Regions from separate parts of the Homo sapiens genome. Here all the other regions are linked to region 4. The links are chromatin contacts, found by Hi-C or POLR2A ChIA-PET in ENCODE. All regions are on one chromosome and are shown on one strand. The core of a region is the stretch at or near the end of the contact, and the rest is flanking DNA. Distances in the headings are between cores, read along the strand shown. Region 1 overlaps PIWIL4 (piwi like RNA-mediated gene silencing 4). Region 2 overlaps MAML2 (mastermind like transcriptional coactivator 2). Region 3 overlaps MAML2 (mastermind like transcriptional coactivator 2). Region 4 has its middle 23 kb from the start of SESN3.

Evidence for each region. A loop is a pair of places that touch in the nucleus more often than their neighbours do. ChIA-PET counts read pairs that join two places held with the same protein, here RNA polymerase II (POLR2A). Pooled maps may share reads with other maps.
Region 1: a loop to region 4 is called in a pooled map, with 2.9 times the contacts of the local background. The contact joins two enhancer-like sites. A Hi-C loop is called at or near these places in 3 of 37 single-sample maps with no recorded cell type and 4 of 50 pooled maps.
Region 2: a loop to region 4 is called in a map with no recorded cell type, with 9 times the contacts of the local background. The contact joins two enhancer-like sites. A Hi-C loop is called at or near these places in 5 of 37 single-sample maps with no recorded cell type and 2 of 50 pooled maps.
Region 3: a map with no recorded cell type shows a loop between it and region 4 (2.8-fold over the local background). The contact joins two enhancer-like sites. A Hi-C loop is called at or near these places in 1 of 37 single-sample maps with no recorded cell type and 2 of 50 pooled maps. POLR2A ChIA-PET finds 5 or more read pairs at or near these places in 3 of 52 experiments (GM12878, OCI-LY7 and endothelial cell of umbilical vein).

Annotation. Positions count from the first base shown.
Region 1 is chr11:94,601,707-94,604,911 of GRCh38, reverse strand. PIWIL4 (piwi like RNA-mediated gene silencing 4) reads right to left here. Exons shown (of 20, transcript NM_152431.3): 12 at 2,933-3,117; 13 at 856-928. All of the region lies in intron 4 of PIWIL4-AS1 (PIWIL4 antisense RNA 1), which reads left to right. Among named protein-coding and RNA genes, the nearest start is that of LINC02700, 35 kb to the left of the region's middle. RefSeq lists an enhancer at 1,786-2,005. Within about 2 kb of position 1,716, at least 11 of the 41 ENCODE cell types and tissues checked have a DNase peak (open chromatin) inside an H3K27ac peak, as active enhancers do.
Region 2 is chr11:96,186,280-96,189,673 of GRCh38, reverse strand. The region is part of intron 1 of MAML2 (mastermind like transcriptional coactivator 2); the gene reads left to right. Among named protein-coding and RNA genes, the nearest start is that of MIR1260B, 150 kb to the left of the region's middle. RefSeq lists an enhancer at 1,755-1,814. Within about 2 kb of position 1,738, at least 12 of the 41 ENCODE cell types and tissues checked have a DNase peak (open chromatin) inside an H3K27ac peak, as active enhancers do.
Region 3 is chr11:96,051,081-96,054,446 of GRCh38, reverse strand. The region is part of intron 2 of MAML2 (mastermind like transcriptional coactivator 2); the gene reads left to right. Among named protein-coding and RNA genes, the nearest start is that of MTMR2, 130 kb to the right of the region's middle. Within about 2 kb of position 1,271, at least 2 of the 41 ENCODE cell types and tissues checked have a DNase peak (open chromatin) inside an H3K27ac peak, as active enhancers do; they include GM12878, where a contact is called at or near this core.
Region 4 is chr11:95,252,940-95,256,263 of GRCh38, reverse strand. No RefSeq gene overlaps it. Among named protein-coding and RNA genes, the nearest start is that of SESN3, 23 kb to the right of the region's middle. RefSeq lists an enhancer at 1,776-2,165. Within about 2 kb of position 1,808, at least 25 of the 41 ENCODE cell types and tissues checked have a DNase peak (open chromatin) inside an H3K27ac peak, as active enhancers do; they include GM12878, where a contact is called at or near this core.

The DNA of each region.
Region 1 (3,205 bases), core at 467-2,966, 650 kb after region 4:
GAGAATTCTCTGTTTCATATAAGATCCTTTAGAGTAAAAGAGAAACTCACTAAAAGAAAAGCAAAGAGATAGCACTTAGCTAGTTCAGTTAGTTTGCATGACATAACAACAAGAATGTTGGATGTTGAACTGAGTGAGCGAGGGAGGTAAGAAGGGTAGATGGAATGGACAGGAAAAGCCCTACAATAGCCTGGGGGTGCTGAGGTCTGGTAGAAGAGTAAACATTCCTGGGAAATAGGAATCGTTGAAAGATTTTTAAGAACAGGGATGTCAATTCTAATTTTTCTGGAATGTTGGGATGTGATGTAATCATGCCTTGGCCCCAAACAGTCTGCAAAGTCAGCTACACACACATGCCCTTTGGGAAATGAGGCAACTGTGGATGTCCCACCAGGTGATGCAGCACCGGAGGAAGTGGTCCTCTCTGAAATGCACAGAAGGTGGCAAGAATTCACAGGAAGCAGGAATTTGGGGCCATAGGTCACTTGGAAAAACCTAACCCTCCAAGAATCCCCTGAAATATAGGGAACACTGGATACCAACATTTATGTGATGAGGTGGGAGTCAGTTTATCTTAAATCTTAAGGAAAAGATGACCCCAATGAGTTGCAAAATATGCAGACACCAATGGCTGTTATAGGGGTAACAAGAAGTACTGTATTTTAAAATTAATATTAGAAATGTGGAAAGGAAATAAAATATTGATTAAAATACTAAGATTAATATTTTCTTCGGTGCTTTGGAGAAATGCATGGCAATTTGCAAATATATCATGGGAGGGTATGTTCAGACTGTAGATATAAAGCAGAACTAAAATTATAGATTAAAGGAGTTCAAAAAGTATCCTGTACTTACCAGCTGAACATCAGGATCAACATATTGCTGTATAGCTCTAACAAATGCAGCTGGATTTTCTTGTACTTTTATGCTACATAAAAAGATTAATTTTGAAGCTATGTAACTTCCTTCTTAGTAGCACATACTTATATGGCATTAGAAATAATACAAATAAATTTTCATAACAAACTAGTAGTTTTAGGAAAAATTATTAGAGAAAATAACCTTTTGAGTCTAAAATTGTTTCTTAAACTACAAAATATGACAAAAACATTTCGCAATAATTTTTACAGTGTAAAAAATGGTTTGGTAGAAAATCAGATCTTCTCAATTGTCCAGAATCCCTATAATCAATAATTCTGTTGTTCAAAATGGGGTTGAAAGTGAACTTTTGAAATCCCAAGTCTCACAGTATCAAATGTCTGAAAGAGTGTTCAAGCTCAACCAGGATTAAGATTTCTGTAAGAGTGAATTGCTATAGGAATCTAAAAATGAATGTTTCAGAAAACATCAGGTTAATGAGACCAAGATATTCAGCTAATTTGCATGATTTAGACAAAAATATCTTTATTTTCCTTAGTGGTTGCTTGTCTGGAGCCTGGAATGTCTAGCCTTAATCAGCGCACAAGTACTTAACAATTATCTGTTCTGTGCTTACATTATGTTAGGGGCCAGCAGCTCCAAAAGTAATTCTCACACACATAGGAATTTGTAAAACTAGTTTCTTTATGTAGAATCAGCCTCTTTTATGTGTATATAAGTGAACTGTCCCAATGCCCAGCGGCTTTTTAAAACTCGCCCAGCAGGTGACAGGACCATCAACCCCATGACTGCAGATACTAACAGACCTATGTGACTGGCTGGCCGAACCGTCTCAGCAACTAGATGGTCCTGACTCATCCAATTCAAACTCTCGCACTCTGACTCTGCTGCACTTACAGTCCACTCCTAAAATCATCAGGTGAATGTTTTAGAAGACAGAAGCTATGCATATAAATCTAACAGGTAAATGGATACTTCATGGAAAAAAGAAGGTTGAAATAAAATACGAGCTTTCAAATAAAACAGGCCAAGGACAGAACATAGCAATGGGCTTGTTCCAGAATTCACATGAGAAAGAGCCTGTGATGTCAGCCCAGGATCTGCGGACTGTGGCTTCTTTCATAATCATTTCCTGCTTTATTAGCTCATGGGTTTAGAGAAAGTAGAGCGGGTGAAACTCAATCCAGGCTATTTATTAACAGATTTGATAAGAGGAGAGTTCTAAACAATGGTGTTAAATGAGACTTTGGGATTAATACTTGTGCTGCTGATGCAATTAATTAGTAACTATGTGTTTAAAGAATAACTCCATTATAACAAAGAAAAGTATCTGTTCCTCTTTTCTAAGCATATCAGTTTCAGTAAAATGAGGCATGACCAACTTTATGGCTTTTCTAAAGCAAAACAGTATTTATTTTCAGTGTGATTGTATATGTATCTCTTACTCAATGAAAAACTATTTATTTATCTTTCTCATTCCCAGCAACTGGCATAGTATCTACACATATTAGTACTCAATAAACATTCTAAGAATAAATGGTTGACCTTAGTCTTATCAGAAAACTCTCTGAATGACTAATAGTATGCTACAGTAACAGAATCAGAAAAGCTTATTTGAGATCTATTTTCATATTAAATTTTAAAGCATAAAATCAAGTAAAAGTCAGGACATGCAACTTCTGTTTTTTAATATCCATTTCCTATTAAGTAAATAACTGATATGAAAAACTGATCTGAAAGAAGGAAAAACAGTTGAGAAGACAATATATGGACTTATTAAAGATTTATATCCCAACTGGTACTGGAAAGATTTTCAGGTAATGACACTACTGCTTAAGAACTGGGTACAAGTTTTACAAAGGCCAACATAAAATATATTCTAACTTTATAAAAGTTTAGTCATTACAAAATCTATCTACTTATGACTACTTTCTTGGCACTTTACATTAGGAAACTACTGGGATAAAGAAGCTTTTGTTGATACATCTGCCATTATTCCCTACCTTCTAACCAAACCAAATTAATATATGAACAAAATTCAATGTATTCTCACATTTTGGGGTAGTCCACATTAAATCCCATGGAACCTGCAACTCTTCTCAAGCAGTTCAGAAAGCTCTCGGCAACATATTCAGTTCTGTCGCTACATAAAATCAACCAGGTATTCAAAGACTGTGCATTTAAAATCTTGCAAGTTCGAATATCCTTGGACCAGTCAGCAGCAGACACAGGTTGACACTGAGAAAAATAATGATCATGAAAGGATTGAACAAATTTATTCAGAGAGCAGCTAAATAAAGACAGTGTGAAGATGGCCAACTTTTGT
Region 2 (3,394 bases), core at 489-2,988, 930 kb before region 4:
TTTCACATTCTAATAGCTTATGTTGTATGTCCACAGAATGAATATAATGAAACATGACATGAATGAGTAAATCTGTCAGAAGAAAAACAGATTTGCTGTTGCAAATTAACTAGTAGTGCTGCAGTTTCAAAGCTGTAGATTTTCAGTTACCTGAAATTAGTCATAGTGGTAAGAGACTACTTTTCTTTCTAGTCTATCCCGCAATAGTGTTTAAGCTTATTTCAGGTATTTCAAATGGAGAATTCAAAGCATCCACTTTAAATGAGTCTTAAAAGTCTATTCTCTTCTAGGAGTAACTATTGGTATGTAAAAACACTACATTAATACATAAAGATTTCCTAGGAAGTAAATTATAAGCACGAAACTTGTGCCATACAAAATGGCTACTTGTTTAAAAAATTGTTCAGAGAAGTCAGATTAGGTCCTATTGGCTATAATTGGATAATGGAAATCCATTTTATATGCATTACCAAACTCTCATCAAATCATACCTCAAGGCACCAAGAGGCAAATCACCTCTTGTATTAAACTAGATATGGCCGGTGAATAATGGGTGCAGAGGTGGTCATTTCCATGAGTGGAACCAGATATAGAAAAAAAAAAACAAAACAGTTTCTAGCATTGAGCTAGAAGCTTCTCTTTACTAATAAGATGTGACTGAATTCCAGGAATATTTGTTCAGTTAAAAGAGTAATGGTTTCTCCTCAGTGGCTCTTTGGACATTTGAAATCTTTTGCTTATTTGTTTAGCAGAATTTTTTTTTTAATGTTGAACAAATGCACAGCAGCTTTGGTGGTGCTCTGACCAGCCCCATAGAATGCTGCCTCAAAAGTTTTTCCTGTGACACTTCCTTTCAGAGATGTTTCACATGTGCTTTTTTCCTTCTGCCCACACTCTGTGTTCACCACCAACTTTCCATTGTCAGTCCCCTCCCACACACAATTTCACTCTCTCATACACTCCCTGAATCTTACAGCAGCTCAAACTACCACTCACGTTTTCATTACATTATGGGAAAGGAAAAAAAAAAACTGACTTCCTCAAAAAGGACATAAAGTTCATTTTTTAAAGGACTTAACGTTTTCAAAAAGATTTTCTTTTGTAAGATCTCCTCATTCCTGCCTGTTGTACTTGCCATAATAGGGACATACAGGCTTTCTCTTTGCTTGTGGGACCCCCAAGCCATTTTTCTCTGTTGACTGGTTTTCTCATCAGAAGTTCTTAATTATGAGTCAATAAAATAATACTCTACAGTCACAGCCCCAGGGAAGGGAAGGATTGCTTAAGTATCTAGGTTATTCAGGGAAGGATGGGGGTAGAGAGAGATGTGTTGGCTTTCCATTTTCTATTCAAGCAAAAGCAGTTTTAAAATCTGAAATTAGAAAGGTTATAGGAACTGCTTAAATCAGACTTTCATGTCTGTGTTATAAGCTTCCAACTTGGGAAAGCTTAAGAAAAAGAAACCTAAGGTTTCAAACATGTGCTTGTTTCAAAGCACAAACTTGGCGACTTCTCACATTGCTTTCACTAAACCTAAGAGTTCTCATACAAGTGAGGTCTGTTTTCATCACTTTCCAGCAAAGATTAAATAGCAGGGTGCTGTAGTGATGATTCTGGTTACTGAGATTTCATTGCCAAGTCAGAAACATCAGAGGGACAACTCCATTTAACCATAGGCCAAAGATACCTCTGCCACATGAAGGCCAGGCCAAATGCCAGCCGAATGAATCAGTATGCACAGTGCTGGAGTCAGAAGCAGACACCTCTTCTGGAGTGCTTAGTCCATAGACTGGAGTGAAAAATATCAGAGCAGAGGAGAAGAACAGTAATAGGTGGACATTCCTAAACACGACAGTTATTTAAAACTTTTTTTTTTTTTTTGAGACAGAGTTTCACTCTGTCGCCAGGCTGGAGTGCAGTGGCACGATCTCGGCTCACTGCAACCTCTGCCTCCCTGGTTCAAGCGATTCTCCTGCCTCAGCCTCCCGAGTAGCTGGGGTTCCAGTCACATGCCACCATGCCCAGCTAATTTTTGTATTTTTACTAGAGATGTTGGCCAAGATGGTCTCCATCTTCTGACCTTGTGATCCACCACCCTCGGCCTCCCAAAGTGCTGGCATTACAGGCGTGAGCCACCGCACCCGGCCTGTTTAAAACTTCTTACTCACTTTGGATAAATGATGCTGGGAGTTCAAGCATTTACTTCCAAGACAACCTGGGATAGGATCAGCAGTGATTCCTTAAGTGAAGCTACGTTTATACCTCAATTCTTTTGTTTATTCATTCATCTGTTTAAAATAAAATATTTCTAGAATACCTACTAAGTGTCAAGAAAATACCAAATATATTTCTTTTGGCATCTAGGTAATGAGTTAATTTGAAAGTCTGAGAAAACCAGCAATCTGGAATAACAGTGGCTTTTATTAATCATCTGCTATGTGCCACATTTTATATGTTATCTCATTTAGCTATCACACTTAGCTTCTAAAAAAGATGGGGAGAAAGTATCCAAATGAATGTGCAGAGACAACTTGATTCACAGAGGTAAGAAAGACCCCTCAGACACCCACTGAAGATACTGGGAATTTCAAATAAGGTTAAAGGTACATTACTCAGGGCACCAGGAATGTTCAAAAAATGGACCACAGTTCAGTAGCAAGGAAGCCTCTAGGCACTATTCACATTTGTTTGAGTCACAATTTTAAAATGAGTGAAACTTGTGTCTTTGAATTCAGTATCATTTACCAAATCATACTGTGCTTGTGATATTTGTGCATATGGTAGCCTCTGTGTAAAAAGCTTCTCTCTATGAGATACACTGGCTAATAGTTGTTAAGGGGCCCGGCTCTAAAGCCAGGGGCTATTGGGTTCAAACTGCCACTCTAACACTCACCTACTATGTAGCCTTGAGAAAGTGATTTCAAGCTCTCTCTATCGGTTTCTCATCTGTAAAATGAGGATAATGCTACTTCCTACATAGTGGAGTTGTGAAAATAAAATGCATGTGAGTTACTTAACATAGTAGCCAACATTCACAAAATAATTATCATTGCATCTGCCCCTCTTTTCATCACATTTTTTTTTGAGACGGATTCTCACTCTTGTTGCCCAGGCTGGAGTGCAATGGCACAATCTCAGCTCACCGCAACCTCCACCTCCCGGGTTCAAGAGATTCTCCTGTCTCAGCCTCCTGAGTAGCTGGGATTATAGGCATGCACCACCACGCTTGGCTAATTTTGTATTTTTAGTAGAGACAAGGTTTCTCCATGTTGGTCAGGCTGATCTCAAACTCCCGACCTCAGGTGATCCGCCCACCGTGGCCTCCCAAAGTGCTGGGATTACAGGCGTGAGCCACTGCACCCGGCCTTCATCCCACTTTTATAGTACACTTTTG
Region 3 (3,366 bases), core at 22-2,521, 800 kb before region 4:
CATGTTCTGTATAACTGCTGTTGTTACAGGATCGCAGTCTGGCCTCCTTCTCTAACTATCAGAACAGGTTGTTTCACATTTTTGAAACCCATTTTCCTCATTTGTTAAATATCACTCAGTGAATTTTACTGTCCTAGTGAGCTATTTAAAAAGTTAAGGCACAAATTAATAGTATATCCATAAACAGCATTCCCCTAAAATATCCCCGTCTAGAGTTACTACTTAGAATCAGGACACTGACAAGTTAGTCTGTGAAAAGAATGGCATTTCTCCACATGTAGAAAAATGTCCTAAGAAATAAGAACCTTTAAAATTCCAATCTGCACCTGGCTAAGAACTCCTCTGGGGATTTTGCAGAGAGGAATGGGCAAGGGACCCATGCATAGTAATACATGTAAGTAAGATTGTTCATTTTTTTTTCTCCCAATGGAATATAAAACAGTAAAACAAACTCCATATATTTCTTACATGAAGAGCTCTCAAAATGGCGGCACCCAAGTTGTCAGCTCCATTTCCATTTCTGAGTCACAGATACACATATATGGCTGAAAGGAGGGAAGGAGCAGACAAAATACCAAACAGATGAAGAGAGAAAGGAAAGATGTTCCCAAACATGTTAACTGTTTGCCCACATGACTTATTGGTATGTTAATGTCTCACATCAGCCACCGCTAAGGAGAATGTCGCCCCTTCCTTCCCTCTTAGTTTATAAATGGAGTCACATTATGTAATCACCCTAATGAGGTAATAGAAACATAAGTACACAGGAAAATTTGATAGTGTTTTCTCCTAATTCATCCTCTGTTATGTTGGTCACCCCCCCATCCCATTAACCCTCCTTCTCTCTTCCAGACTGGCCCCCTCCAAATTGGCTGAGTTTCCCGTCCCAAAGGACATATTGTTGGCTATTGTTTATAATAAGTCTCTCCCCTCTTGGCAGGATAGAGAACAGCTGCTGGTCTATTCTCTGCCACAAAGACCAACTTCCTTCTTTTGCCCTGGATGATTGGAAGAAAGTCGGGGAGAAGAGCAATTTATAGTTGTGTTACAGTACCTCTATTTTCTTTTGTGTTTATTTATATTGCTTCCATTTCTGTCAGGGATTTCTGAGATAATCAAGATCATTCTGCTACAGAGTTTTCATTTGAGTAGGCTCTAGTGGCAGTTGGCATTTTTCTTCATTGAGTCAGACATTTTAGGACTCCAGGCTAGAGGAAGTAGTGAACATTTCTCTATGAGAGTTTGAGAATCAATATTCCTTTTTCTAAAAAAATGAACTCATGAATGTATTCTGTGTTACATGAACAATTAATGACTTTGAATTTCTCAAGGGAAGACACCTTGTCTTTGCCAACTTTCTGTTCCCCAAACTTAGTACAGTACCTGCTTCATAATGTTTGCCAGATGAAGTAAGTGGAGTGCTGAATGGAGTTCTGGTTTGTTCTGTGAAATGTAAGCTATGCTGACAGTCCAGCACTTAAGTCTCACCCTAGACTTCAGGCCAGGCAAGGCTCATCACCTGAGGTGGGACCTTCTTCTGAGATCTTTGCCTTAGATCGTTTCTGGCTCTAGGCTTCATTCTAGGCAAAGAAGCCAGGGAACTCAATGTTTCAGAATCTAACCCCCAGCAAAAGAAACCTAGACTAGGTACTGAATCTTCAGAGAGACTTGAGCAGCTCTGGAAGCAGAATGTGGAGAGCATTTCTCTGTTCTTTGTTAGGAGCAGAAGGAAACTCACAAAATGGAAAATTGGTCTAAGACTCTATACACAGGAAAGATCCAAATGGCATTGACACAGGGCATCAATGTGATATCAGACAAGACAGCTCTGGTGGATAAAAAGGAACCACAGCCTATCATTAAGGTTTCTCCTGAGAAGTGTTTGGAACTAAGGTTGGCTGATGGTGAAGGCCATGTTTACTAAAAACTGGGCAGAAGCAGAGTGGTGTCGTTAAGTCCAAGGAGTGTGACAAAGAGGAGAGTGGCTCCTGACTCTCTTACTTATTTCTGTATGAACTTAGCTTGATAAGCATTAATAATAGCAAATTTTCTCTGTAGTCAAAACAGTCCCCTTTCTGGGGAGTAAGAACTGGAGACCTGACAATTTCCATGTGGTAGATGCCTCATGGTAAGGGTTCTTAATGCATTTTCAAATTTCCTAGTATGTGTTCCTAAATGTATCATATGGATATTGATTAATATGGCTCCCTGTACTTTCTGTAGTCACTACCTTGGTTCACCCAACAAGCACTTAACAAATATGTTCCTGACAGACATGCAAAGAATGTATATGACTGAAAATAATACTAGGTGCTAAAGCCACTGAGAGGTCTGACTTTCTGATAGTTTGTAGCATTTTGCAAGCAATACAGGAAGAAAGAATAATAATAGCTATGACTTATAGAGTGTTTAAGACATGACAGGTACAGTTGTGGTCACTTTACATGCATTGTTTCATTTCATCTCATAGTCTAGTTTCTAAACGGAATCCTTGAAGACATACAATGCCACAATGCTCACTTCTGCCTAATTGTGAGCCAGGCCCTTCAGAACTGGACAAGGAAGCTGGTCAAGTTGGGTCAGAGAGTAGTTTAAGCCATCTCTGGAGACAGGGAGGCATAAAACTGATAGACAATTAAATCCAGGTAAAGTTTGCCCTTTTTCTGCTCTTTGCCTATCTCCCTGGTTCTCCTGATGCCTCCTGAATGGTTGCTTGTTAACGCAAATTAATTTTAACTGGTGGGCTTTCAGGCATTTGAGGAGATGGGAAAGTGGAGGCAGAAGACCCTGCATAGAAAACTGTTGAATGAAGTCCTTGATGTGAACCTCTATTTAGTTGCACATCACACTAAATAACACACTAGTTGAGGGCATGAGATCTAGAATCAGACTGCCTGAGCTCAGATGCCATGCTAGGGGTGTGACCTTGAGGCAGCTTCTGCATGCCTCAAATTTATTGTCTATAAAATGTGTAGAATAATACACATTAGTATTATTAGTAGGTAGAATAATACATACTTCACAGAATTCTTATTAAGGATTAAATGAAAGGGTCAAACTAAAGATTAAATGTAAAGGGTTTAACAAAGTATCTGGTATTTAATAAATATTGGATATTAGTATTACTGGTATTACTAATGATCAATATATACCTCTTTTCCTTCCATAGAATGTGAGGACTAATTGAGAGAAAGGACCTTGAATATATGTTTTATCTGCCACAATTCTTACCACATTGTAGATTCTAAATAAATATTGGACGGATGGATGGTTGGATAGATGGATGGATGAATTAATTTTAAGTTTCTATAGATAAAGGCACTACAGAAGACCTCCTTGTTTTCAGATCTCTTCCAGAAAGTCATG
Region 4 (3,324 bases), core at 559-3,058:
AGGGATGTTAAGCTAAGGAAAGGGAATGGTGATAACAGCATTGCTTCAGATACTTCATATTTACGTCTTTCTCGTAAAGAGTGCCAGGGCCTTATAGAATCACTCGAAGGCCCATTGCATTAATCTCAAGGATCCCAAACAAGTGAAAGTTAGATCACACTAAAGCCACCTTCATTTAGAGTTTGTGGTCAATCAAACAGAGCCTAAACTGAAATTTAATTTTGCCCTAGCAGTGAGAATTTGCTAAGCAAATTAATGCTAGAGGGCAAACAAGGCTTCTTGAGTCTGCCTAAGAGCCTTTAAAGGACAACATGCTTTCAAGGGCTGGAAGCAGTCTTTTTACATGCTAATTACAAATCCTACAGTATTTGTGAAAGCAGGTCCCTCTGGGATTTCTATCAGCCAACAAGTTGTTTATTTCCAGTTTAAAGGGGGTGGAGGGTCTATGAATTATTGAGTAGCTACTATGTGTTTTGCCTGTGCTTGGTGGTGAGAGATTGTTTATCTTCACAACCGTCCTTGGAGCTAAGCATTACCCCAGTTTGCACCTGTGGAATGGAGAGGTGGCTGGAAGCACAGAGCTGGGATTCAAAAGCTGGGAAGCCTAAACTCTGGAAGCTGTGCTCTCTCCTCCAGCATATTACCAACCTTTGAATGTAATGTCGGCTTTTCTTTAAGGAATATTCTCAAATCCAGCCTTCTTCATATTTCAGAATAGCCCGTCCCTAATTAGCTCAAATTAGCTAGCTTTGTAAACCCTTTTTCATTTCAGTAATGAGGAAAACGAGGCATTCAGCCAAGAAGCAAACTGTAGAAGGATAGGTTGCAGCAGGTCTGGGCTAATAAATTGCAGTACATGGTGCTTCCTGAGACCTACCAAGGACTCTGAAAGAAGACAAGATGAAAAATCACTCCCTCTCTGAGATATATATTTTCTTTTGGAAAGATGTGTTTTCACCACTCACAGGAAAAACTGCTTTCTGGCCTTAGATAGCACAGAAATTGTCCTCAGATAATGCCAGTGAGGAACCTGCCTGGGAGGTCTAATCGACCTGGGATATGTCATAGGTAATGCCGGGTAGGTAGGTTTAACCCTTCGATTGCACCCTTTTCCAATACTGCTGTCACTGCCCACTAAGATCAGAAAAACTGACAAAATTTTGGGAAATAACTTCATGTTTTCAGAAATGCTACAAAGCCCTCTCCACTCCCACCCATGAGACAATGTCTACAAGTCACATCATATCCTTCCAGCTTAGACTTATTTTTAAAGCACACACAAAACACACTTTAGTGTAATTGGAGAATTAGCACTTTTGCCCCAGAAATGAAACAGCTGTTGATTTCCAGGCTGCTTGTCATTAGAGAGAAGACTTGAAACATCAGAGGCAAGTTCAAACTCCCTAAGAGGCAGTATTGAACTTTACTTGTAGCTCATGTGCCAAGAGCTGCCCAGCATCACTATGCATGAAACAAAACAGGTTTCAAGCAATTATAAGACACAACATATAAATCAAGACTTTAGAATCTTTATTAATGCTGAATTTTTTATTCCAAAAAAATACTTTCAGGAAAACAAATATGACTCATGACTTATGAGACTGGCTGCTTGGATGCAAATCATCTTAACTGCTTGCACACTCCTTGGTACCTTTTCAGCTAAAGAGCCATTCAGCCTCAGCTTCAAGTGCAGAGGAAGTGCAAATAACCCCTGCACTTCAGAGCACAGCTTGCTTTGCTAAGAGACAGTTGAGCAAAATCCCAGCACGCTCTGATTCATTCTGCCTGCTGATTGGTCGTTCTCCCTGGCTGCTGACATCATCCTGTTGCTGGGTGGAAAACTTATGCAGCACAGCCCTGATGCTGACTTCTGATTCTTGTGAAGGGGACGTTGTACTCAACAGCGAAATCAGATTGTAGCTCAAATGGAATTGGAAGATATCTTTTTTGTGTGATCACTTCAGTCATCTTATGCCTCTTAAATTATAGCGCCCTCCCAACCCCCATGCCGTAATCTAGCAAATGCTATTGTGTGGCACTTTCTCTTCCAAGCCACCCAACCCCCAACAGCCTCTAGAATACAAGAGAATAAGAAAAAAACCTTATCGTTTGCCTTCGACTGTAGGTGGAAGATGTCTTACACATCTCCTAGATGGGGCTGGCCTTCTGATTAGTTCATTTGCCTTTACCATCAGTATTAAACTATGTCTTCACTTGCTGCAAAGAATTGTGAAGTAATTTTTAGGACTTTCTATAAAAAATGCCTTATTACCTCTCATTTATTTTCCCAGCATTCTGTAAGCCTTAGGTAAACTGGGGAAGTAGTGACAAAGGCCAACTTGTCTGTTGCCCTTTACAGTGCGCAAAGAACTTTTTTATATACAATGTCTCATATGTTCTTTGCAGCTGTCCCATGCATGAGGTACTATTACTTCCCCCACTCTATAGATAAGAAAACAAACCCCTAAATATTAAATCCATTGCCAGCCATATAGCTTGCACATGATGAAGCTGGGCCTCAAACCCATGGTTTTTAATCCTAGTTTCTGAACTCTTTTCACTCAGACATAGACTCTTTCAACCTTGGGAGGCTAAGTGATTTGCAAGAACCAGTGCAAATTAAGTAGCTAAACCAGTGCCAGAACCCAGCAATTCTTGTTCTCCACACAAGGCCTTTTCTTCTAAACCTCTTGGTAGCTCTCAAGACAATGTTAGAGATGCTCTTAGATACACATTTATTTTAGAAATCTTTAGGCTTTCACAAGCTTTTACTGATTAAGTGCAGCTTTGAGGGAAAAAAATAGAAGCCTAATAATTCAGATGCACATTTGCATTTATTACATAAGGCTTCTGTAAGGGATAAGCTTATCCAGTTGCAGGCTTATTTTAAGTTTTAATGGAATGATTTTGACAGATCAGAAATAGCAGGCTTAGTAACCAGCTCGGTAACTTAGATGTCAGAGACATTTCCATGGTGGATAGCGGGGCTCCTTAGCTCTCAGGACACACTAGATTTCTCTTGTTTGTCTCTGACTGGGATGATTAACCACCCTTTGCTTGGCTTTCATCTTTCCTGGCACAGCTTTGTCTTTCATCTCATTCATTGCTCCAAACCCTTCTTCCCTTTAACTTTTAATACACATACAAAATATTTCAGCTTCCCTCAGTTATTTTTACATAAGCAGAGCAGGAAAACATGGATATACTTCACGGAGCCTGCCACATCTGGTTTGCTCAGGTACTCCCTTACCCATCTTTATTTTTAAATGAGACAAAGAATCCTTCAAAAAAGGCTTAGGAGACTAAAATGTTGGAGGAAAGGAA